2 separate regions of the Homo sapiens genome follow, and region 2 is linked to region 1. The links are chromatin loops, found by intact Hi-C in ENCODE. Cell type or tissue: heart left ventricle. All regions are shown on one strand. Links, peaks and the distances in the headings refer to the core of each region. The heading gives the core; the rest is flanking DNA. Region 1 holds the start of LOC124900227 (small nucleolar RNA SNORA48). Region 2 has its middle 38 kb from the start of HCG9.

What was found. A loop is a pair of places that touch in the nucleus more often than their neighbours do. Peaks named below come from ENCODE experiments on the same cell type or tissue, not always from the same donor. Only the 100,000 strongest peaks of a DNase experiment are listed, where the experiment ranks them.
Region 2: a loop joins it to region 1, with 9 times the contacts of the local background. A loop is called at or near these places in 5 of 110 quality-filtered maps.

What each region holds. Positions count from the first base shown.
Region 1 is chr6:30,123,820-30,135,668 of GRCh38, reverse strand. LOC124900227 (small nucleolar RNA SNORA48) reads left to right here and starts at 2,727; the gene lies at 2,727-2,864. In heart left ventricle, for the core only: a CTCF peak has its summit at 4,455 (motif pointing right); no DNase peak of the experiment used is centred there; H3K4me3 peaks cover 767 bases; H3K27me3 peaks cover 7,425 bases.
Region 2 is chr6:30,006,923-30,018,771 of GRCh38, reverse strand. It overlaps the pseudogene POLR1HASP and the pseudogene HLA-J. Among named protein-coding and RNA genes, the nearest start is that of HCG9, 38 kb to the right of the region's middle. In heart left ventricle, for the core only: a CTCF peak has its summit at 5,245 (motif pointing right); a DNase peak (open chromatin) is centred at 5,271; H3K27me3 peaks cover 33 bases.

The DNA of each region.
Region 1 (11,849 bases), core at 1,008-9,007:
TCATTTCAGAGCCTCCTCCCTCAATCCCACTTTGCCACTGTTTGCTGTGGGTTGTGTGATCTTGTGAGATATATATATAATTAGTCTTGGCACAGAGCTCCTAAAACCCTTGAACAGATGATCCTTAACTTATGATGGGGTTACGTCCCAGTGAATTCACTGAAGTCAGAAATATTGTAAGGTGAAAGTGTACTCAATACCCCAGTAAACCCATCATAAAGTCAAAAATTTTAAGTTGAATCATCTTAATTCCTGATGCACCTCAACTTACCACATGGTTATGTTCTGATGAGTGTATCTTTTATTATTCATAATAAGCCCTTTTCAACCATACCAGGGTTTATGCTAATGAGGTGACTCTTGGAGGAAGAATGGGGGCTGGTTGGCAGAAGAACCATGTGATTAGAGGGTGGGATCTTTCTTTCTTTCTTTCTTTTTTTTTTTTTTTTTTTGAGACAGAGTTTCACTCTTGTTGCCCAAGCTGGAGAGCAACGGCACTATCTCAGCTCACTGCAACCTCTGCCTCCCAGGTTCCAGCGAATCTCCTGCCTCAGCCTCCCGAGTAGCTGGGATTACAGGTGCACACCACCATGCCCAGCTAATATTTTGTATTTTTAGTAGAGACGGGGTTTCACCATGTTGGCCAGGCTGGTCTCGAACTCCTGACCTCAGGTTACCTGCCTGCCTTGGCCTCCCAAAATGCTGGGATTACAGGCGTGAACCACCACGCCTGGCTGGTTGGAACTTTCAGTCTCACCTCTGACCTCTGGGGAGGGGAGAGGAGCCCAGGGACTGAGTTAATCACCAACAGCCAGTGATTTGATCAATCATACCTAAATAATGGAACCTCTGTAAGATCCTGAACAAAGAGGTTTGGAGAGATTCCAGGTTGGTGAGTGCATCCACATGCTGGGAGGGTGGCACATCCCACACTCCACCGGGGACAGAAGCTCCTGTGCTCAGGATCCTCCCAGAACTTGCCCTTCATCTGGCTGTGAAATTACCATGATCCTGGTGATTTCAAAGACTATGTACATGATCATTTAACACCAAGGCCTTTCAGTTCTTGTCCTGCTCACATCCAATGACCTTTGCTTTTGCCACCCACCCTAGTGGCCACTCTCTTGACCTTGTCAGGATTCAGATTTCACCACCTGAAATTATAAATGTAGGCATTGTACTCACTTATAGTTCTCTTCCTAAGGCATTTCCGACAATGTCTGTTTTTTAACCTTCAATCCTTGACCCCTCCACAATCTACGTTCCTGTCGTATCTCATGAAATAGTATAAGAAACAAAAATGTGGACAGATTAAGTAACCTGCCCAAGGCCACAGTGGTGTAAACATAGAGCTGGGATTCAGATCTGGGTGTCTCTTATCCCAGCCCATGGGCTTCATTACCATAAAATGTCATCTCTCTATATATACCTTTTCTTGCTCTTAGAAAGGATTCAGTAAAAGCTTGATAAATGGATGGATTAATGGACAGATGGAAAGATAGATTGATAATTAGATGTATGGATAGACAGATGAAGAAACAGCACTTTGTACCAACTTATAGTACTGACTATATAGTAACTTCTACTAGTTACTTAGGTACTTTTCTTGATTTTCCTACTGGTTTATTGAGCAACTTGAAGGCAGAAATCCACTGTATTTAACTAGCAGTAGCTTGAGAATGTTTCAAATGTAGAAACCATAAAAGGAAAGAAAGATAAATTCAGCCACATTAAAAAAGACCTGCATGGGGGAAAAAAAACCGTAAGTGCAATGTCAAGAGACAAATGACGAAATACCATTGGAAGAAGAAAAATATTTACAACTGCCATCAAAATCAAAGGGCTAATTACCTTTTATATACAGCTCTTGCAAATAAGAATTTATCAACTACCAAGAAGAAAATTGGGCAGAGGTATCTCAGCAGACATTTCATAGAAAAAGAAATACCAAATGTCTCTAAAGCATATTAAAAGATAATCTCAATCTCATGAAGAAAATACAAATTAAAATAACACTGACATACTATTTTTCCTATCAGATTGACAGAAATCCAAACATTTGGTAACACAGTGTTGGTAAGTGTGTGAGGAAATTGGCACTCCCATACACTGCTGATGGGAATGCCAATTAGTACTCCTCCTTTAGAGGAGTAGGAATTTGAGAATTTCCTCCAAGATTACAAATGTACATTCTCTTTGAGCCAGCAATTCTGATGTTAGAAATTTTACATATATATTCATGCATATGTGAAATAATATATGCATATACCTATTGCATCAATGTTTTAGAAACATTTGCTTCAAATTTTAGAAAAAAAACAAATGTTCATCAACGGAAGTTAAGCTAAATAAACTAGCTACATTCATACAATAGAACATTGTGCAGCCATTAGTAGGGGGTGGGGTGTGGAAGGGAACTTTTGCTATTGGAATAATCTCCAACATAAATTGATACATTAAAAAAAAAAAAGCTTGGCCAGGCATGGTGGCTCACGCCTGTAATCCCAACACTTTGGGAGGCCGAGACAGGTGGATCACGAGGTCAGGAGATCGAGACCATCCTGGCTAACATGGTGAAACCCTGTCTCATTAGCCGGGCATGGTGGCGGGTGCCTGTAGTCCCAGCTACTCGGGAGGCTGAAGTAGGAGAATGGCGTGAACCCGGGAGGTGGAGCTTGCAGTGAGCCGAGATTGCGCCACTGTACTCCAGCCTGGATGACAGAGCCAGACTCTGTCTCGAAAAAAAAAAAAAAAAAAGCTTAATGGTGCCCATCTCACATCAGACAGGAACAAAGCAACCCCCTGTTTATCCCAGCTTGGCTTCTGGTCTATGCCCATGCCTGGTTTATGCTTTGGACACATAGATTACTGATTTTAAAAAATAAAAATAAATTAAATTTAAAAGCAAGGTACAGAACAGTGTGTATAATATGCTATTATTTGCACAAATCGGGGAAGAATAAATATTCTTATTTGCTTTTTATGCAAAGAACATCTCTGGAAGAATATATCAATGAACTAGTAAAATTTGCTTCTGGAGAGAGAAACTAGATGTGTGGAAACCAGGGGCAAGAGGGAGACTTTTTCCTGTGTTTTTAAAATTTTGAGCCAGCAAATGTGCCATCTATCTAAACAATTACCTAAATTTTAAAATGTTTAAGAAGAGGATGGTCAGAATGAAAGGAATTCTGGACTAGTCAAAGAATCTGGATTATGGTCCTAATTGTGGAGATTTGTAGCTTCATGTTCAGGGGCAGCCACAACTTCAGCCTCCTTTACAAGAAAGTGGACAAAATGTCATAGCTGGAAATGGATGTGCTTCATAAACTACAAACTAATGCGCAACTGTCAGGGTCCTTATTTCCCTGAGTCAGCCTATTCGGCATAGCTCCTTGAATATATTAGGTGCTCAGTAACTGTTTTAAAGGAGTGATCTTATCTAATTTCTCATGCTTTAAAAATACTGGAGCCAAGAGTCAGGTGATTTTTGTCTTCTCTCTCTCCTTTATGACTCTTAATTGCCTCTGTTTTGACATTTCCCAGCAGGGAAGACCTAACTCCTACCTCTTTCACACAGCTGCTCCAAACCCTTCACATCAGTGGAAGCCCAGCTCAAGTCCCAGTTTCCTGAATGAAACTTTCCTAACAAGTCAGTCTTCATTCTGATGAATGGGGGCTGAGACCTAGCCCAGAGGTTGCTTGCCAAGCTGTGGGCTCTGGCTCAGGGCAGCAATGGCCCCAAGAAAGTGAACTGATCCATCCTAATTTTCACAAAGGTGTCAGAGGGGCCTGCAGGTTCTACATGGATCTCTCTTTCCTAAATCACCGTCTCATTTATTACCATTTGATTTTTGCCAACTTCCCTGGCTTTGGCTCACATTTAGCTTCATGAGGGATAGGACTATGTCTTTCTGTCTTTCCATACTCTCCTATGCCTATCCCAGGGCTGGGCACCCTAAACCACTCTCTAAGGGTCTCCAACTAAGTCCTAAACTCAAATCCCAGCGGTATTTTCTCAGTTCACATCCAAACTGATGACTCAAACTTTAGATCATCAGCAGTCCCCTCCTTAAAATTCTCCTCTCCACTGGCTCCTGGGTTCCCTCTCACTTATTTGATCATCCATAAAAGGAGATCTACTCTATCTTAGTGCAGCGAGGTGGAGCTACGTGGACTTCACAGGCGGAGTGTCCGGATTCAGATTCCCATTCTACCGATGCACAGTTGTTAGCACTATGCAGATCCTGTAACCTCCCTGAGGCCCGATGCCAGCTTGGTATTACTATCCCTATTGAGTTTAAACTTCTGTGCATTCTTAAGTGTTCCATCACCACCTCAAGTTCAATGTACCTTCGAATTATTCTTGCCTGGATTATCTGCCACCCTCCCCAGAACAGGCAATGAACAGGGTCATTCAGCTGTTTTCGGCAGCTGTCTCTTGATGGACAGTAGGTGGCGCTGTCTTTCAAGACAGGACACCATTTCGCTTCACCTCCGGAAGGTGGAGCATTGTTGCCAAGACTCTAGGGCACTGGCAACCGTCTTTTAAACGGTGGCTTAAAAACTGATAGCATAATTCCTCAGGGCAAGAAACATCTGGCTGTGGAAAGCTAGCCGTGAAATATGTAGACTGAAGATGGAAGGAAAGAGAAGGGAAGGGGAGCATAAAACTGTGTAAGAGGAAGAGGGGTGGCCCAGGAGAGAGACAGAGCCTGCAGGGCTGCAGAAGGCAGGTAACCAACAAGGAAAGTTTACCAGTGAGAAATGTCTTGGGCAGAAATAGTGAAGGAATGTTTAAGAACGGAAATGCCTAATACTGAAACTTAAGTTGTCTGCTCTGAGATTGTGTCCTCTGCTGAAACCTGTCCTTTAGACCAGCACTCAATACTTTTTATCCCTAGACTTCCAGGAATCAAGCAGTCAATCTGTCATGCACAGTGACCTGAATAAGAGGAAATTTAGAGAAATCTCAGGAAAGTTGCTATGCTCTATGTTTGATGAGGCAGTTCTCAGAAAAACAGGGTTGGGGAGGAGCAGGGGTTCAAGATCTCAGATTCAGGAGGCATGGGGGACTCAGCAGAGCCCTTGGGAGCTGCTGGTGAAAGAAATGAGTTATTGGTAGGAACCTCTGAATTCCACCCAGTCGCGTGGAGGAAACAACCTCCAATACAGCATGACCTCACTTAGAGTGTAAAAAGGTTAACTGGTAGAAGCAGACAGTATTAATACAATGGTGGTTACCAAAGTCTGGGCGTGGTGGGCATGGGGATGGGTTGGTCAAAGGATACAAAGTTTCAGTTACTTCAAGGAGGAATACTTCAAGAGATCTGTTGTACCTTCTGGTGATTTGTTAGTAATGGTACACTGTGTTCTTGAAAATTGCTGAGAGAGTAGATTTTAAGTGTTCTCACCACAAAACACGAAAACCAAATAAACAAAACTAAAACAGCCTGAAATGTATTGAGGCTATTAGGCATTCACCAGGTTGTTAAGGAATCCTTATTTCAAGTCCTACAAAACAGCTGATCTTGAGAAGCACAGCCAGATGGACCAGTGTGGACATTACATATGGCGAGGTTGTAGAAAGCAATGAATCCACCCCCAGTGGAATGCGTATGAGGGGCTGGTTTACAGTAAATACTTAACTGGACACACCTATTTCAACAAAAGGATAGGGTTACACAATCAGCCACTTCCCTATAATAGGGGAATTTATGAGCTTCCAACTCCAAACTGAGGCACAGGGAAGAATCAAAAAGGGTAAGCAAATGCAGAGAGTGATGTTCGGTGACACAGACAGTACGTCAGCCTGAAGTGGGACCCCAGCGGAGAGACTTCAGGGACAAGCCTGTTGCAGTCGTGAAGTGTGCAGAGGAAGCTCTGCCATTAAGTTCATCCCTTGCACTGGTTCTTTCCAAGACCCTGGAATTCCAAGCAATGTGTTCAATATGGTCATGCTAAGTGTTTTGTAAAATTTGCAAAAGTAACATATTTTAACCACGGTTAGGATTACTGTCTCCTTCCACGTCAACTTCCCTCTGTCACAGTTTCTCTTGTATCAGGTAGCATGTGGGGGTTCTAGCTAAGGGGAAATTAAGTTGGGATTACATTGTTTGAGATTACTAGGATATGTGGTTCATAAGCACTTTCATGTATAGTCAAGTTATTGCTACCCGTCTCAGTGTAGAAGTGGCTTACAGGAACCACCACCCACTGAGATAACTCACCTGACATCAGAGACTAAAGTGAAAGGTCAGAGATCTGTCACAATAAGAATGTGTGCTGTGACATGAGGCACCAGAAGTCTGTGGACAGTGAAGCCAATAAATCCTTTTAACCCCTAGATGTAGAAAATTATAAGCGTATTACTCAGTCTCATCAAAGTCTAGTCAAAATGGAAGCTCTCTTCTTTAGGAATATACTTATTAAATATGCATATACAATTATACATACATCATGAAATAAAATGATCTCTTGCATATTTGCACATGAAATTAATAGAAGTTATTCTGACATCAGAAAAGGAATTGGAAGAAGAAAAAAAGTTTGGTTCCAGCCAAAACCAGCAATTTATTGAAGGGAAGGGATACATTTTAAATAGAATAGATGCCTAGATTGTTTGACAATCACTTGATGAAGAATTAACCACATAAACACATTAAAACTTAAAAAACTTGTTGTTTTGGCATAAAATATTGACATCTACAAACAGTTTCATACTACACCTTTACAACAAGGACTTAACGAAAAACAGGCCAATGACTTTCAGCAACTTAAAAGAGTATTTAAGATTAGTCACTGCCCAAGAAAACTTGAAATGCCCTGAAATCTCAGGCTTACATAGGAAACTCTTCACAGAGGCTTCTCCAAAATTAATAGCACTAAAAATTTGCATATTATTACCAATAACGATTGTGAAATGGATATTAACTTTTCTAAACTTTCAATAAAAACTTTTTTTGCTTAACTATGCTAGACGAAATACCAAATTATTCATTCTCACCCAGGAAAATACATTACAAAAGTGTTGTCGAATGAAGAGGGAATCAAAAAATATAAATGGGAAAATATAGGGGTGGTTCAAGCAGTTATTAGAATTTTGGGGGGATTTTTTGATGTTTGTGATATGTCAGTTTTTAAACATTTATCATTTGCTGTCATTGTTTTTCCTCATTGTAAGTCATATTTGCTTTTATTCTTAATTTTGTCAAATTCTGTATCCTTTTTCTTTTCTTTCTTTCCTTTTTTTTTTAATTTTTTTATTTTGAGACGGAGTGTTGCTCTGTCGCCAGACCTGAGTGTAGTGGCAACGATCTTGGCTCACTGCCTCACTGCAACCTCCGCCTCCCTGGTTCAAGAGATTCTCCTGGCTCAGCCGCCCGAGTAGCTGGGATTACAGGCACATGCCACTATGCCCAGCTAATTTTTTGTATTTTTAGTGGAGACGAGGTTTCACCATGTTGGCCAGGATGGTCTCGATCTCCTGACCTCGTGATCCACCCACCTCGGCCACCCAAAGTACCGGGATTACAGGCGTGAGCCACCGTGCCCGGCTGTATCCTTTTTCTTGAAAAGACACAACACTGTGTAAGCTTTCAAGCCCCACAAACCTGGGCCATCTCCCCGCCCCAGGAGAGTTCTCCGGCAATGGGAGTGGCCCAGACAGGCTCCCCAGATAGGGTCGGTTTCCAACAGGAGCCCTAAGGGGAGCTGAACCGGAAAACAAGTCTGTTAGTAGCGCTGGTCCTACGTGTCAGGGCTCAGTGGATAGAGAAGGAACAGGTGAGAAGCAGAGCCCCCGCCCAGTCCCCAGCGGTCCCCTTGGGAGCTCTGCTCGTGACCGTCCCGAGGGGCTGCGGCTCCGGGGCTCGGGTCGTTTTGAGTTCCTATCTTTGCGGCGGCTCTAGAATTCCAGGGGCAAGGCTTGCGCTCTGTCGTTTGCAGAAGACCGTCGCCAACGGACATCTGGGCCCTCTGGTGTTTCCAGCCCCACCTCCTCCCAGCCTTTCTTGTAACTAACCTGATCGAATGTGTGAATTGGGATTTCTTTTAAAAGCCCACCTCAACTGAAATTGGGACAGTGTAATCAGGATTCCGCTCCCCCGCCTTCACCCCAATCGGTTGCTTTTCAAATACAGCTTTTCTAAAACGCCGCCAGGCACCCGGGCGTGAAGGCGCGCGTCCGGCGTTCCTGGGCGCTCACCCAGTGGTCCGCGCGCCAATCTCCCTAACGTTCCCCAACCACCGTCCGAGCTGCCCCACTCTTCGCCCGGTCACTGATGCAGAGGCTGTCAGGCCTCTCTGCGCACGAAACCCATCACAGCACCTGGGCCAGCAGCCAGTGCCGGGCTGTCCTCTTCCCACCCCAAGGCGGTCCTCTTGAGTCTTCACACCGCCTCCTTCGGATCCCTCCCCATCCTGAGGACTTCAGGTTGCCGGCTCCTCACTTGGGTCCTGCGCACCTCGGGCTTCTCACAGAGTAGCCGTCTCCATTCTACGGATAGGGAAACAGAGGACCAGAGCCCCGAAAGTCGTACGCCCCAAAGCCCCTGAGAGTGGTCTCCAAATGCTAGTGCTGTGGCTCTGGAAAGATTCATTTTATTTCCTGCAACAAAGGCAGCCTCAGAGAACTGGCCTCCGAGCCTTTTCCGTGCAGACCCCCAATCTTTCAAGACACCACAGACCAATTCAGTTGGCAAAAGCCCTAAGAACAGTACACCCCAAACCAATGGAATAAAAAAGTTTTGTTTAGTTGAGACTGCAGAACTCTTAGCTGGCTTACAGATTTCTAAGGCAGCATTTGGCACCTCTGTTTGCTGTTTGGCTCCTCTTTCGGCCTCTAGAGCTGACTGCAGCTCCAATCTCCTTGTCACATCCTGGTCTGCAAACTGAGACCTCACAGGGGCCTTTACACCGTAGGGCAACTCCTTATGCCGTTGTCACACTGAAGCTAGAATTCTCAAAGCTGGAGCACTTAGGTGTCTGCATTTTAGAGGTCCCAGCCTGAATATATGCACAAGCAGGGTTTTGTTTCTGAGCTCAGTGAAGAGGACTGCTGTGACTCCAGCTCTTCTGAAATATTAGATGTGTAAAATGCAAGATTCTCTTCCAGCCTTGACTGGAGGTGATGTGGCAATGTGTGTACGCAAGAAAAGTCCATGCAGACTTTATACAGACTTTACTACTACAGACAAGAGAATCTTTCTGAAAGCTAAGGCCCAGAGAAGAGCAAACTACTGAAAAACTAAGGCCTGCATCAGAAGGGCTTCTGCTTCCATTAATGGACTGAGTAATTCAGACCAAGCCTCCATTTGAAGACAACTAAAAATGCTGGGTAAAATATTTTTAAGTATCTTACTTAAATATTCAAAGGTTAGTGAGGAATTGCTGGGCCAAAATTTGGGAAAGGAAAGGAACATGGAGGTGAGCCTGCAACTGGGGTCGCTTCTGTTCTGGGAGCATTTGCTGAAGAGAGTTTAAGAATCCAAGCTGCATTTTTGGCAGCCTTTAAAGGCTTAAAGGGAGTAGAAATGGTGTCCCAGCCCAGAGAATCTCAAGTAACCATTGAACTTGTTCAAAGTGACTCTAAACTGCTAGTGTCAAAAACAATCATTCTGGGAAGAAGATAATAGCATCCTAGGCCTCAAATGCATCTAGCAAACAAGCAAAAATAATCAAGCCCCAGAGAGGCGAGATTGCCATAAGAAAAGCAGAAACAGGCCAGGTGCAGTGGCTCATGCTTGCCATACCAGCACTTTGGGAGGCTGAGGCTGGGGAATTACTTGAGCTCAAGAGTTCAAGACCAGCCTGCACAACATGGTGAAACTCCGTTTCTACAAAAAATGCAAAAGTCAGTTGGGTGTGGTGGTGCACACCTGTAGTCCCAGCTACTAGGGTGGCTGAAGTGGATGGACGGCTTGCGCTTGGGAAGCAGAGGTTGCAAAGAGCTGAGATCATGCCACTGTACTCCAGCCTGGGCCGTAGAGCCAGACCTTGTCTCAAAAAGAAAAGAAAAGAAAAAAAAACAAAAATAAAAACAGACAACAGAATCAGACCCATGGGGCTTCCAGACTCTGGGGTTATTGGGCATAGACTATATAACAATGTATATGCTATCTTCAAAAGGATAAAAGCTATGTGTGAAACATTTGGCAGAGAGCTAGAAATTATAGCAAGTGACGTAGCAGATTTTTTTTGGGGAAAAGGAAATCTAGATTGAGACAGTGATGGGCACTAGAATTATAAAGTCATGGAAACTCAAGTATGGTGGCTGTGTTGGTCAATCTGTGAGCTTAGAAAGAATTAAACGTGAGCGGCTATGTGACCACAGAGAGAAATGGAGAGAATAGCTTCCTATTTTTCAGTTGAGTTTTTTGCTACTACAAAATTATATAACCAAAAATAGATGATTTTAACTATGTAACTTAAAGGGTTATACATACACTTGGCTCAAAAAATAATATATTAAAAGGTATAGATTAAGTAGGACTGTGACCACCTTGCCCTTCTTCATTCATTCCACCTACCACTACCCCCGTCCCTGGCCCACCGGTACACACTTTTATTAGTTTTCTGCGTATCCTTTCAATGTTTCTTTATGTAAATAGAAGTTAAATACAACTATATATATTGGTATTTCTCCCCTTTATTAAGCAAAGTTTTGCATACTAAACACTGTTCTGTCACTTAACAATGTTGCCTAAAGATTGTTGTCATTGGAATATAGAGAGCCTGTATACAATGGCTGTTCAGTATGGCAACTGAAAAATTAGCTGTTTTGTGCCAGGTACCATGGTAAGTGCTGAGGATGTCAAGATGAAAAACTATGGCCATGGGTAAGAGCTTTTACCATTTTTTAAATTTGGAAAATTAAATTTAAAATTTTTTCCATTTTCCATTTTTCCCTTTTCCATTTTTTAAATTTGGAAAATTTTTCTAGAATTTGGCTTTGGGAGGGATTAGACTGCTACCCCTGGGTACCGCATCCCACTGCTTCCCGTCCTTCTGTAATGTGGACTCACTGGCATGGTTGGCCTGCGTTAGCTGGCTTTGTGCATTGGAGCAGCTGGATGCCAGCCCAGAAGTTTCTGACAGCCTGGGCCCAGCAGTTCTGTGCCCACTCTGGGCCAGAGCACACAGCTGTCTTGCAGGAGAGAAGGGAGTATCAGCCTTTTACTCCACAGACTCAGCAGAGGCTTGATTTCAGATGTGAGCTGACCTTGAGACAGGCCCAGTCTGACTCAGGGATCAACTTTAAGGTTCTGTCAGGTCTCTGTGGAGCTAATAAATGGAGTAGGGGACCATGGGGGCAAAGGGTAGGTCAGACAAACGGAAGGAGAGGCATCCTCATTTGGAACAAAAGCTGTCTGTTTTTAAAGCCCCCGTAAATGGTTCAATATTTTAAAAGTTTTTTATTTTTTAAAAAGCAATGTTTAAAAACACTCGGGTTAAAAACATTGACTAGGATATTTTACATAAATTAAATAGTGGAAGATTTGAATAAATGTTCTGTATAACTAAAATAGAGTTTCTTTTCTGAAGAGAACTTTGGACTTTCACCTATACCTGACACCTGGGCCATTGTTCTCTGATTAAAGGTGCAATTTTTATCTATAGGAAAGTCATAATTCAAGATCAAAAAAGGAGCCCTTTTACGATGTTTTAACAATACCCCACCCTTGTTCCCCCGCCCTCCACCACCCATCTACTCCCCAGGAATATCTTTTTTTTTCTTTTTTTTTTTTTTTTGGTGAGGAGTCTCACTCTGTCACCAGGCTGGAGTGCAGTGGTGCAATCTCGGCTCACTGCAACCTCTGCCTCCCAGGTTCAAGTGATTCTCCTGCCTCAGC
Region 2 (11,849 bases), core at 1,971-9,970, 120 kb after region 1:
TCCAACCCCCATTCAAGTGTCTCCTCCCTGGCTCAAGATCTTGAGGAGTTCTAAATAACCTTTGCCATTGGCCTTTTATCTGCTCAGGTCAGAGATGCATCTGGTTGGACTTTCTTTACTATTATGGTTAATGGATCCATCTCTGTGGTGGTCCTGAGTCATTGGTGTGGTGCCAGCACCATATTTGTCTCAACTAAATTAAGGTTTCTAATGGCTTGAGGCAAAATCTTTGTCTAACTATGAAAGATATTGGATTTTGAGAGTGCTCAAAACTGTGCCTTCAAAATACCATTTTTCCTTTCAATCAACCCTGTTGCTTGGGGGAGTATACAGTAAGTGAAATACCCAGTCTATGTCCCTTTCATGCATCCAGTCTTGGACACCGTGTCTGGTGAAATGCATGCCTCGATTGCTATCAATATGTGGAGGGTATCCTTACATGACACTGAGTTGCTCCAAGCCCCTGATGGTGGCTGTTTGGTTTGCTCTTACAAGGGAAAGCTTGCAACAATCCCATGGCAGTGTATACACATGTTAGTGCATACTTTCGTCTCAAGATTACTGGCAAGGGTCTGATGTAGTCTATCTACCAGTCTGTCACAGGGGTGGCTGTCTTATGTATATGTCCAGGTGTATGTGGGATGTGGCAGAGGTACAGACGGGAACAAATTAAGCAGTTTGCTACCGCCACCACTAAATCTGCATAGCAGAGAGCCAATCCTGCTCCCTTTGCTATTTGGCAGCCCATTCATGCACTGAAATCCCCACTGTGATATGTACCTAATCAACTAGCTCAGTATTCTAATTTTTGCTAGGATGTCTGCCTCCATGTTTCTGGGAGGTGAATCTGACCAGTGTGCTGAAGCAATTAGGTCCACAGTGGGTTCCTGTAGACTTTTCCAAATGTCTTTCCACATATCAGCTCCCCATAAGGATTTTTAAATTATATACCAATCATCTCAGGCCCTTTGGGCAAGCCAAATTGTAAGACCCTTAAGTACTGCCAGACTGTCTGTACAGAGAACTATAGGTGGTGGCTCACGGGTACAAACCAACCATGTAGCTTGGAGTTCTGCCCATTGACTGCTCTGTTGCATTCCCATCTCAAACCAGATACTGTCTGTGGTTGTGCAGCTACTACTGTCCATACACAGGGTTACCTTGGCTCAATGCATCTAAGTACCAAGCATTATCAGGAATGAGGGCCATGCCTTCATGTACCATTGGAGACATCTCCTGTGAGGGCTCCACAATAGGGGCAGCACTGGACTCATAATGTACTGGCCCTAAGATAGCATGCAGTTCATCTCTTAAGGGATGCATGGAGAAGGCACTATGTTGTTGCATGTATGCATGGCACTTTTGTAAAGTGGAAACTTGGGCAATAGCTGATACAGGCCTGGCAAACACTCCTACCCAGTCCTTGATAGGAAACCTGTTCTCCCTGGTACCAGGAAAGCAGCAGTTATGGATTCAACTTGTGGCAAGACCTTCTATATCCCCAGGACCTGTTATTCAACTGGGAAATAGCAGGTTTCAGTACCCTTCCATTAATTGTGACTAAAATTCTAAAGGAACTGCTTCCCTATGCTGGACTTTATATTTTCATCATCCAAAATTATAGTTTAGTTTTACCTTTAAAAATATGTTTTTTGTTCTCATTTGTTCCATAGGTTTCTCCTTGAAATTTATATTGTATGGTAAGGTTTCCTATTGTTTGCATTTTGTGGATTGCACGCCAAGGTGTGGTTTAATGTATTTCTATTACCTGTATTTTCTGTAAATTGGTAGTTTGGTATAGAGGTTTGTGTACATTCAGGGTTTTTTTTTTTCTGTAAGTATTGATGGTTCTGTAAAAGGAAAATAAAATCTTGGGGCCCCAAAATTACTAAGCTAAAGGGAAAAGTCAAGCTGGGAACTGCTTAGGGTAAACCTGCCTCCCATCTGTTCAGAGTCGCCCCTCTGCTCACTGAGATAAACACATGTCTGATTCCCTCATTTGGAAAGGCTAATCGGAAACTCAAAAGAATGCAACCATTTGTCTCTCATCTATCTGTGACCTGGAAGCCCCCTCCTTGCTTCGAGTTGTCCCGCCTTTCCAGACGGAATCAATCTTTAGCTTACATATGTTGATCACTGTCTCATGTCCCCTTAAAATGTATAAAACCAAGTTGTGCTCTGACCACCAAAGTTGTGCTGAGAAGTGACACCAAAGAACATGGTGGCATAAGAACTCCAAGGACCCCTCCCCTCCACAGCGGCAATGTGCTTGTTGAAACACCAGTATAAAAAAACTCGATGAGAGCTGTGATTGGATTTAGTGTTGATATATTTTTTGTAAATTGTGGTAAAACATGCATACTATATAATTTACCTTCTAACCATTTTTTCAGTGTACAATTTGGTGGCAGTAAGCACATTTACAATGTTGTGTAACCACCGCCAATATCCATTTCCAGAACATTTTCATCATCCCAAACAGAAACTGTACCCATTAAACCATAACTGCCCATTCTCCCTACCCCCAGCCCCTGGTAATCTCTATTCTATTTTCTGTTTCTATGAATTTGCTTATTCTAGCTACTTTATATAAGTAAAATATCATATTTGTTTTTATTTCTGGCTTATTTCACTTATAGTGTTTTCAAGGCTCATCCAATTAGAATTTCATTCACTTTTAAGGCTGAATAATATTCCATGCTTATGTGCACCGTGGGTTGTTTATCCAGTCATCCTCTGATGGACACTCGGTTGCTTCCACCTTTTGGATATTGGGTATAGTGCTGCTATGGGCCTGAGTGTACACATATCTGGGTGAGTTCCTGCTTTCAGTGCTTTTGGGTATGCCCAAAAGTGGAATTGTTGGCTCATATAGTAATTCTATTTTTACTTTCTTGAGGAATCACTATTCTGTTTTCCATGGTGGCTGCACCACTGTATACTCTCACCAGCAGTGTACAAGTGTTCCAGTTTCTCCATATCTTCACCAACACTTGGCCTAGTGAAGTTTACCATATTTTTATGTCCTTATTGGCATTCCTTTTTTTTTTTTTTTTGTGAAACAGAGTCTTGCTCTGTTGCCAGGCTGGAGTGCAGTGGCACAATCTCGGCTCGCTGTAACCTCCACTTCCCAGGTTCAAGTGATTCTCCTACCTCAGCCTCCTGAGTAGCTGGGACTACAGGTACCTGCCACCATGCCCAACTAATATTTGTATTTTTTTGGTACAGACGGGGTTTCACCATGTTGGCCGGGATGGTCTTGATCTCTTGACCTCGTGATCCGCCCACCTCGGCCTCCCAAAGTACTGGGATTACAGGCATGAGCCACCATGCCTGACCAGCATTCCTTATTTTTATGTCCTTATTGTATATCTTCTTTGGAGAATTGTCTATTCATGTCTTTTACTTATTTTTGAATGAGATTGTTTTGCTATTGTTGAATTGTAGTTCTTTACATATTCTGGATATTAATTCTTTATCAGATATGTGATTGGCAAATATTTCCTCCTGGTCTGTGCATTTTCTTTTGATTCTCTTAATAGTGTCCTTTGATGCAAAAAAGTTTTTAAATTTTGATGCATTCTAATTTGTCATTTTTCTTATATTACTTGTACTATTGGTCACCAGCCAAGAAACCACTACCAATTCTAATGTCCATAAGATTTTCCTCAGTATTTTCTTGAGGGTTTTACAGGTTCAATTCTTAAGATTAGTTCTTTGAGTCATTCTGACTTAATTTTTGAAAAGGGTGTAATGGAAGGACATGAATTTTTTCCAGCATCATTCTTTTGCATGTTGATATCCAGGTTTCCAGCACCATTTGTTGATGCACCATCTGTTGCAGTGGGGCTGACACATTTGTAAGATGCAGTGAGCATTAATACATGGGAGCACCATGCATTTATTTACCTGTCTTTACTTCACAGTTGTTTTGAGAAGGCTTTCACTGACAGACTCAACAGAAATGAATATATATGACTTCTTATAAAATCATATTCAAGTAAAATTATAAATTTTAAAATGTTAAGACTGGAGCAAGACTGGAACATCACTAGACAAGCTGAAACATAGGCTGAAATGAAGGGTTATGTTTACCTTGCTACAAATTCTGTTGGCCCACAATCTCTTATGCTTATTGCTTAAGAGAGCCACAGAGTGGGGTGATAGCTCACATAACCAGTCCCTGGTTTTCTGCTTCAGAAAGAAGTTTAAATATTCTGCTTAGACAGAGTAAGGAAATTAACTGAAAGATGTCTAATGTGAAGTTGGCATCTACAAAGTGAAGGAGTGAGTAGTAAGTGTAAACATCAGGAATCCCAGGAGATTCTATCTTTTTGCACGGAAATGGCCTCACTATGCACTGCTGAAGGGAGAAGGTCCCTTCAGGGGACCTTCATGATGAAGAAGAACACAATATGATATAGGAATTTTCTGCTGCAGCCCTAAACTGAATTGTCCTTCTCTCTAACTACAGGTCTCACAAAGTTTTATAGCTTCAATGATTTCACCTGGGCCAAGATTTTGGTTTTTTTTGATGTTATTTGTTTGAACTGCTGCCTGGGGCTTAGAAAAGTGACTTGGATATTTTGTCAAAATGGATTTTCTTTGATGGAATGTGAAATCCGTAAACACTCTGCTTTCCTGCTGTATCCCCAGAGCAGGTTGAGTACCTTGCACTTCTTCTCAGCACTTCGCTAGAAGTGGTAGAAGATTTGGAGTTAGGGCCTCCCTCAATCCCTACCCTTTCTTTAATTCAGAGGATCACAAACTGTTGGGAGAAGAGTGGTATCTTGGGCCTCTAGCTGATCTGATGAATATTAATATCCAATGTCCTGTAGTGAAGTCATGTGTGCGTGTAACATCACTTCTTCACGCAGTGTCATAGGAAAGTGGGTTCCTGGACCCCAGGTTAAGAGCCTAAGCACTAAAGGCACAGAGCTAGAGCTCTAGGAGGGGAGGGATGGCTGGGGTGGAACCTCGTCTTGTCATTTAGTCCTGGGGCCTTTTCACTCCTTACATGGTGGGTGGTGGGCGTCTGGCAGGTGCCGATGTTGATGGAGTCAAGGGAGGGAACTAGCCGGGACAGGGAAAAACAGGGTTGGAGAGATAATTAAGGTGGACGTTATTTTTTCTGAGCGTAAGTCGTGGCTGGAAATCTGGAGAGCCTGAAAGAGTATCCCCCTACCCAAACCTGTTTTTTCCTTTTCCCTCAAGCCTCATTTGGCCACAGGCCCAGTGTCAACACCAGGGGGCGCCACAGACCATGAAGGCACCGTGCAGCTGGGATTGTTTGTGGTCGGCTACTGGGTCCCTGACTTAACCAGGGGAGCCAAGACCCTGTAGCCAAGTGGCCTGGATTCAACCTGCAGCTCAGGTCTTACTGACACTTCTCCCCCTGGTGCCTCAGTTTCTTAATCTGTGAAATGGTGAGGACATTACAGCATTTACCTCTGGGGCGGGTTTCTCAACAGCAGCACTATTAACAATTTGGGACAGAGAATCTTGTGGAGTGGTCTGTCCTGTGCATTGTGGGAGGTTTGCCAGCAACACCCCACTCACCCCCTCCCACCAATCCCCATGTGACAACCGAAAATGTCCCAGGATTTTTAGGTCTCCCTTGGGTCTAGAAGCTGCACTTAGGCATTTTCCCACCTGACACTTGAGTTCATCTCTGCTTTGGTCCACATAAGGCCACTTTAAAAAAATGTTGTTTCTTTAAAGATTCTAACCATCTTTTAAACAAATCCATTTTCTTCCTCTATTTCTGCATTCAGTTAATCCTTCCAAACCCTTTGTTTAGTATATCTTGAAATGTATCAATTCCTGTTCTAGTAATTAACATATGTGACTTGCATGATATCTGCTATGACCCTTAGTAGAGCTCTGATTCCTTTAGCACAGGGAATGTGTTCTCGATTCTGCTCTGGATGATGTAAATCAATTTATTTTACTTTACTTGTCTGGGATGTTGCTCCTCATCTGTAAGATGTAAATGTGGATATGGCTTGGATTACTAAGTGGTTTTATTTCTTAATTCACCTGACATTTGTTGTGTGCCTGCTGCAAGTCAAATACATGGCATGGTATTGTTTCCTTGTTCACACCACAGCAAATGAGAAAATGAGACATTATAGCCAGGTGTGGCGGCACAGGCTTGTGGTCCTAGCTACTCGGAAGGCTGAGGCAGGAGAATTGCTCCAGCCCAGGAGTTTGAGGTTACAGTAAGGTATGATATCACCATTGCATTTCAACCTGGGCAACAGACCCTGTCTCTGAAAAAAGGGAAAAAGACCTTGTGAGCTGTCTACGTGTACTCTATGTCTCAGGAGACTCATATCCTGTAATTTTTCTAAATGGCGTCTCCATGTGGTCTTTCATGAATGTTTGTCTGGTATTCTCTATCCTTTTACTTTCAACTTTTCTTTACCTTCTACTGAAATTATGTCTTTTGTAAACAGCCCATGATTATTTATTTAGTTATTTATTTTTACCCCCCTGCACTATTTGTCTTGTAATTGGAGTGTCTGAGTCCATTATGTTTAATGTAATTATTGACCTCATTGGGTTTAAGTCTGTCCATTGTCATTTGCTGCCTTCTAATATTATCTCTTTCTTGCTCAACTATTTTTCTTATGTTACCTTCTTTAGATGAATAAAAACCTTTGCATTATTGTAGTCTTCTAAGTGTCCTAATTACACATTCTCTTATTATTTCTTTAATTATCTGAGAAAGCATAATGATCTGTGACTTATTATAACCAATAGCAGACCACAACTTCCCTGACTTTCACCTACCTGTGCCCACAGCCCAGGGGAGAATCAGTGCTCTGGCTCTGAGACACAGGGGTGGTGGGAGTAGGAGAGTGATTGGATGATGAATCTGTAGCTGCAGAGGCATCTGGGCCCCTCACCTGCATTCCTCATAGATGTCTCCTCCATTGAATGCCTGCGATGCCCTCTCCTCTGTGTACTCCTGCCAGAGTCTCCCTATCTCCACTGACAGCAGCTCCACCCTTCTGCTCACTCAGTCCAATACTGTGGGTGTCCTTGATTCTTCTTCTCACATCCATTAGCAAGTGCTGTGAGTCCATCTTCAAATTCATCCAGAATCCCTTCACTTCTCACTATTTCCCCTGCTCACACCCTAGTCAAGGTAAGCAACGTGTCCATCCTAGAATACTGTACTCCTTTCCCACCATTTTCCCCACTGCATCACTGGTTCCCCACCTCTCAATTCTGTTCTCAGCACAGCAGCCAGAAAGAAGCTTTCAAAGGATGAGCCCTACCATGTCCCACTTTTCAAAACTGTCCTCCCCATGTCATTCAGAGCAAAGGTCAACACCCTTCCCACACCCTTCAGGGCTACCTGCTCTAGCCACACCTTTGACCTCACTTCAGTTTCTCTGTGTCCAGCCCTTCTGGCCTCTTCCTCCTTCCAGGAACACAGACAATTTCCTGCCCTAGTGCATCTGCACTGAAGGTTCCCCTGCCTGAAAAGAACTTTCCCAGACATCCTTGTAGACAACTCCTCACATCCCTCAAATCTTTACTCCAAGGTCACATTTGCAACAAGGCCCATGCTGACCACCCAGCACAACAGCCACCTTCCTGTCCCCACAGCCCACCCTCTGGATCACCTGCCACACAGCACTTGCCACCTTCTAACTCAAGCATTTTCTGTTCCTACTCTGCTTATACTATATCTATCATCTGCCTACAGAGGTGTCCAATTTTTTGGCTTCCCTGGGCCAGTTGGGAAGAATAAGCATTGTCTTGAGCCACACATAAAATACACTAATGACAGCTGATGAGCAGAAAGAATAGAAAAAAGAAAAACATGTGCGTGCATAATTTTCATGATATTTGCTACCACAGATAAGCAAAAAAACTTCTTACATTCAAAGCTGTCCCGGGCCACACGCAGCCCGAGAGCTGCAGGTTGGACAAGCTTGCATCTAGAACGTATACACCACAAGGCCAGAAATTTTTCTGTTTTTACTTTAATGATGTTTTCTAAATGCAAAAACAGTCATATACCTAGCAGACAACAAATGTCAGTTGAATGAATGATCACTGTAGAGCACCTCTGTATTCTAAAGGCAATATCTTTATTAACGTAGCTAAAGAACAACATCATCTCACACCAACATCAGTGCTGCCAGTGCTTTTCTCACCAGGGCTGCTTGTGTGTCCTTCCCACCTCCTCCCACACCAACCCTCCTGCACACTGCAGCGCACAGCCATATTTTTCTGTTCAGGAAAGATAATCCTAGCCTTGTGGGTCCAATTTTCCAACCCCATATAAATCTAAATCAGACTCTGCTTTATAAATGCATGAGTTTGGATTGGAGCCAGCACTGGGATTACTACAACTCAGGCAGGAAGAAGAGTAGGAAAGCAGAAGAGGAGTTCCAACAGAAAGTTACCTACGATGAGAAACTATGGGACCCCTCCTCTCTGCAAATTTCAGAATCTGCTTCCTTTAAGAAGGCTGGGGAAAAAGATGGAAAATACAATCCAGGAAAGAGACCTGGAAGGAGGGCAAAAGATACAGGGGACTGAAAATTTGTCTCTTCATACCGGAAGGACTTCGATGTGTAGGGACCACCCTAGGTGACATCCAAGTCCCTGTGATCACAGGTCCTGGTGGGACAAGGTTCTACTGAAGGGCCAAGGACAGTGGAGCAGCAAAGATGACCCAGGTGAGCTGTGACCACATAAAGCCCATGGTGGCCTGAGCACACACTGGGCACAGCCCCATCTACTCTCCTCCCCTGCAACAAATCAGCACAAGAAACACGTGGACTCTGGAAGGTTCTCATGTCTTCCATTTATTTTGTCTCTCAAATTTTAGGAATCTTCTCCTTTAATTAACCCATCAACCCGTCATGGAAATAATTTGAAAAAAGTAAATTTATACTCAGATTCTAATTTTAATAGGGAAGTAAGAAGTTACAGCTCAGTGCACCATGAAGTTGAGACAGAGATGGAGACATCCCAGCACCACTTCTCTGGAACAGGAAAGGTGATCGGGGAAGGAATGTAGGTCAGTGTGGGGAACAGGGTCATGGTGGACACGGGTGTGGGCTGGTCTCCCCACCACCTCACATTATGCCTATAGGGACACAGACACATTCAGATGCCTTTGCAGAAAGAGAAGTCAGGGTTCTTGAAGTCACAAAGGGAAGGCATGAACAAATCTTGCCTCTCAGTCCCACACAAGGCAGCTGTCTCACACTATAGAAAAAATATTCATGAACAAATTCATATCACTCACAGTGAGGGGTCACACCTTCAACAGCCCATCATGTGCTGAATACATCCAAGTCAAAGAAACCCCATAGCACAGCTATATCCACTGTTACCCCAACAACCCACACACATCAGCCTCCCCAGGGTCTCACCTTTACAAGCCGTGAGAGACACATCAGAGCCCTGGGCACTTTGGCTGCCTGGGGTAGAACAAAAACAGAACCTGGTCAGATCCCACAGGAGATGTGGCTAGAGGAGGAATTGTGGGGTGGGTGAGCTCCCCCATGGGCTCCCAACCACAATATCCCAAGGATCTCAGGGATCAGCCTCCTTCATACTTACTTGCAGCCTGAGAGTAGCTCCCTCCTTTTCTATCTGCGGGAAGAAAACGTCCTGTGAGAGGCCAGGAAGGTAGCAGGGCCATGAGGTCCTAGAGGAACCTCCTAGTCTTGGAACCTTGAGAAGTTTCCAGAAATGTGTGACTGCAAACCAAGGGCAGGATCAGGAAAAACAAGGAAAGCAGATGTGGGTCCTGGACCAACTGCCCTCCTAAGGTCTGTCCTCAGCAGGGACCTTCCCCTGACCTGTGATTACTGGGGTCAGATCCCCATCACTACAATCATCAAGGTGAGAAATCTGTCCTTCATTGTCACAGGTGCTTACAAAAGAGTAAGTGCTGGCACACAGGGCCCAGGCTGGGTAGGCCCATGAATGTGGATGGTGCTTCCCGGTAACCAGGCAGAACACATTTCTACCTGGAGCTTGAAACCCCCAGTGGGACAAGAAAACTCAAACCCGACTCCTCACCCCTTCCCCACCTGAGCTCTTCTTCCTCCACATCACAGCAGTGACCACAGCTCCAGTGACCACAGCTCCAAGGAGAACCAGGCCAGCAATGATACCCACAATGGGGATGGTGGGCTGGGGAGAGGGCTCTGGGAAAGGAGGGGAATGTGAGGGTTCTGACCTCCAGGACCCAGCCCCGACCCTGCTAAAGGTCTCCAGAGGGGCTCCTGCTTTCCCTAAGAGACATGGCCGCCCCCATCTCTCTCCTTACCCCATCTCAGGATGAGGGGCTTGGGCAGCCCCTTGTGCTGCACATGGCATGTGTATCTCTGTTCCTCTCCAGAAGGCACTACCACAACCGCCCACTTCTGGAAGGTTCCATCCCCTGTGGGCCTGGTCTCCACGAGCTCCATGTCCTGGGTCTGGTCCTCCCCATCCCGCTGCCAGGTCAATGTGATCTCCGCAGGGTAGAAGCCCAGAACCCAGGACCTCGTTATGCCTCATGTTCAGAGAGGGGGGTGGGTCACGTGTGTCTTGGGGGGGGTCTGAAAGGAAGAGTCGGAAAACTCAGGCACTTTGCATTCCTCATGGGACACCCCAGCAGCGCCCATGTGACCATCCTGATGAATAGGACACCTGGGGTGGGGAAGGGAGCACAGAGCCCAGACACCAGCCTGGACACAGGCGCCTGGGATAATCTCCTATTCCTTGGAAAGTTCTAGTCTCTGAGCAGGGTAGCAGGGACTTCTGGTCCTGATCTGAGTGGAGGCCAAGGGACTCAGAGGAGCTGGAGTCAGACTCCGACACATTGAGTGTGAGGCAGAGAACAAGGCCCGGGAGGAAAAGTCCTGGTGCCCAAGGTTGCTGTGGGGTGAAAGGGGACCGCGGATCAGTCTTCCAGGGATTGTCTTCCCCTCCACTCCCTCAGAGACTTCATCCCTTAATTGTCCCAGGAAGAGCAGGGTGGGCCCTCAGAGTCAATCTCTGATACAGGATCTGGAAACCCAGGAGGATTCCTCTCCGTCAGGACAGGAGGGAGGGCGATATTCTGGTGGTGGTTCCATTTTCTTCCCCTCCTTGTGCGAGGCCAGCCCGGGAGATCTACAGGAGATCGAGCAGGCTCCCCATGGCCCCTGGTACCCGCGCGCTGCAGCGTCTCCTTCCCGTTCTCCAGGTGTCTGCGGAGCCACTCCATGCAGGTGCCCTCCAGGTAGGCTCTCCTTTGCTCAGCCACATTGGCCGCCTCATACTTGCGCTGGGTAATCTGAGCCGCGGTATCCGCGGCGGTCCAGGAGCGCAGGTCCTCGTTCAGGGCGATGTAATCCTTGCCGTCGTAGGCATACTGCTCATACCCGCGGAGGAGACGCCCGTCGGGCCCCAGGTCGCAGCCAAACATTCCCTGGAGGATGTGATACCCTGGCCCAGTTCCCGCGGTCAGCCCCGCCCACCGAGCCCTGGCCCGGCCCCTAGCAACCTGCGGAGATTTTGGCCTCAACTGAAGATGAAACCAGGTAAAGGCGCCTGGGGCTCTCCCGGGTCGAGGATCTCTGCAGGTCCCGCAGCCTCGGGGTCGATCTTGGACCCGGAGACTCAGGGGACCAGGGCCGTCCGTGAGGCATGGAGCGGGGAGTAAGTGATCTGCGCCCCGGGCCGGGGTCACTCACCCGCCTCGCTCTGGTTGTAGTAGCGGAGCAGGGTCCGCAGGTTCACTCGGTCAGTCTGTGCCTGGGCCTTGGCGCCCAGTGTCTGTAGGTCCCAATACTCCGGCCCCTCCTGCTCCACCCACCGCGCCCGCGTCTTCATCCTCAGAC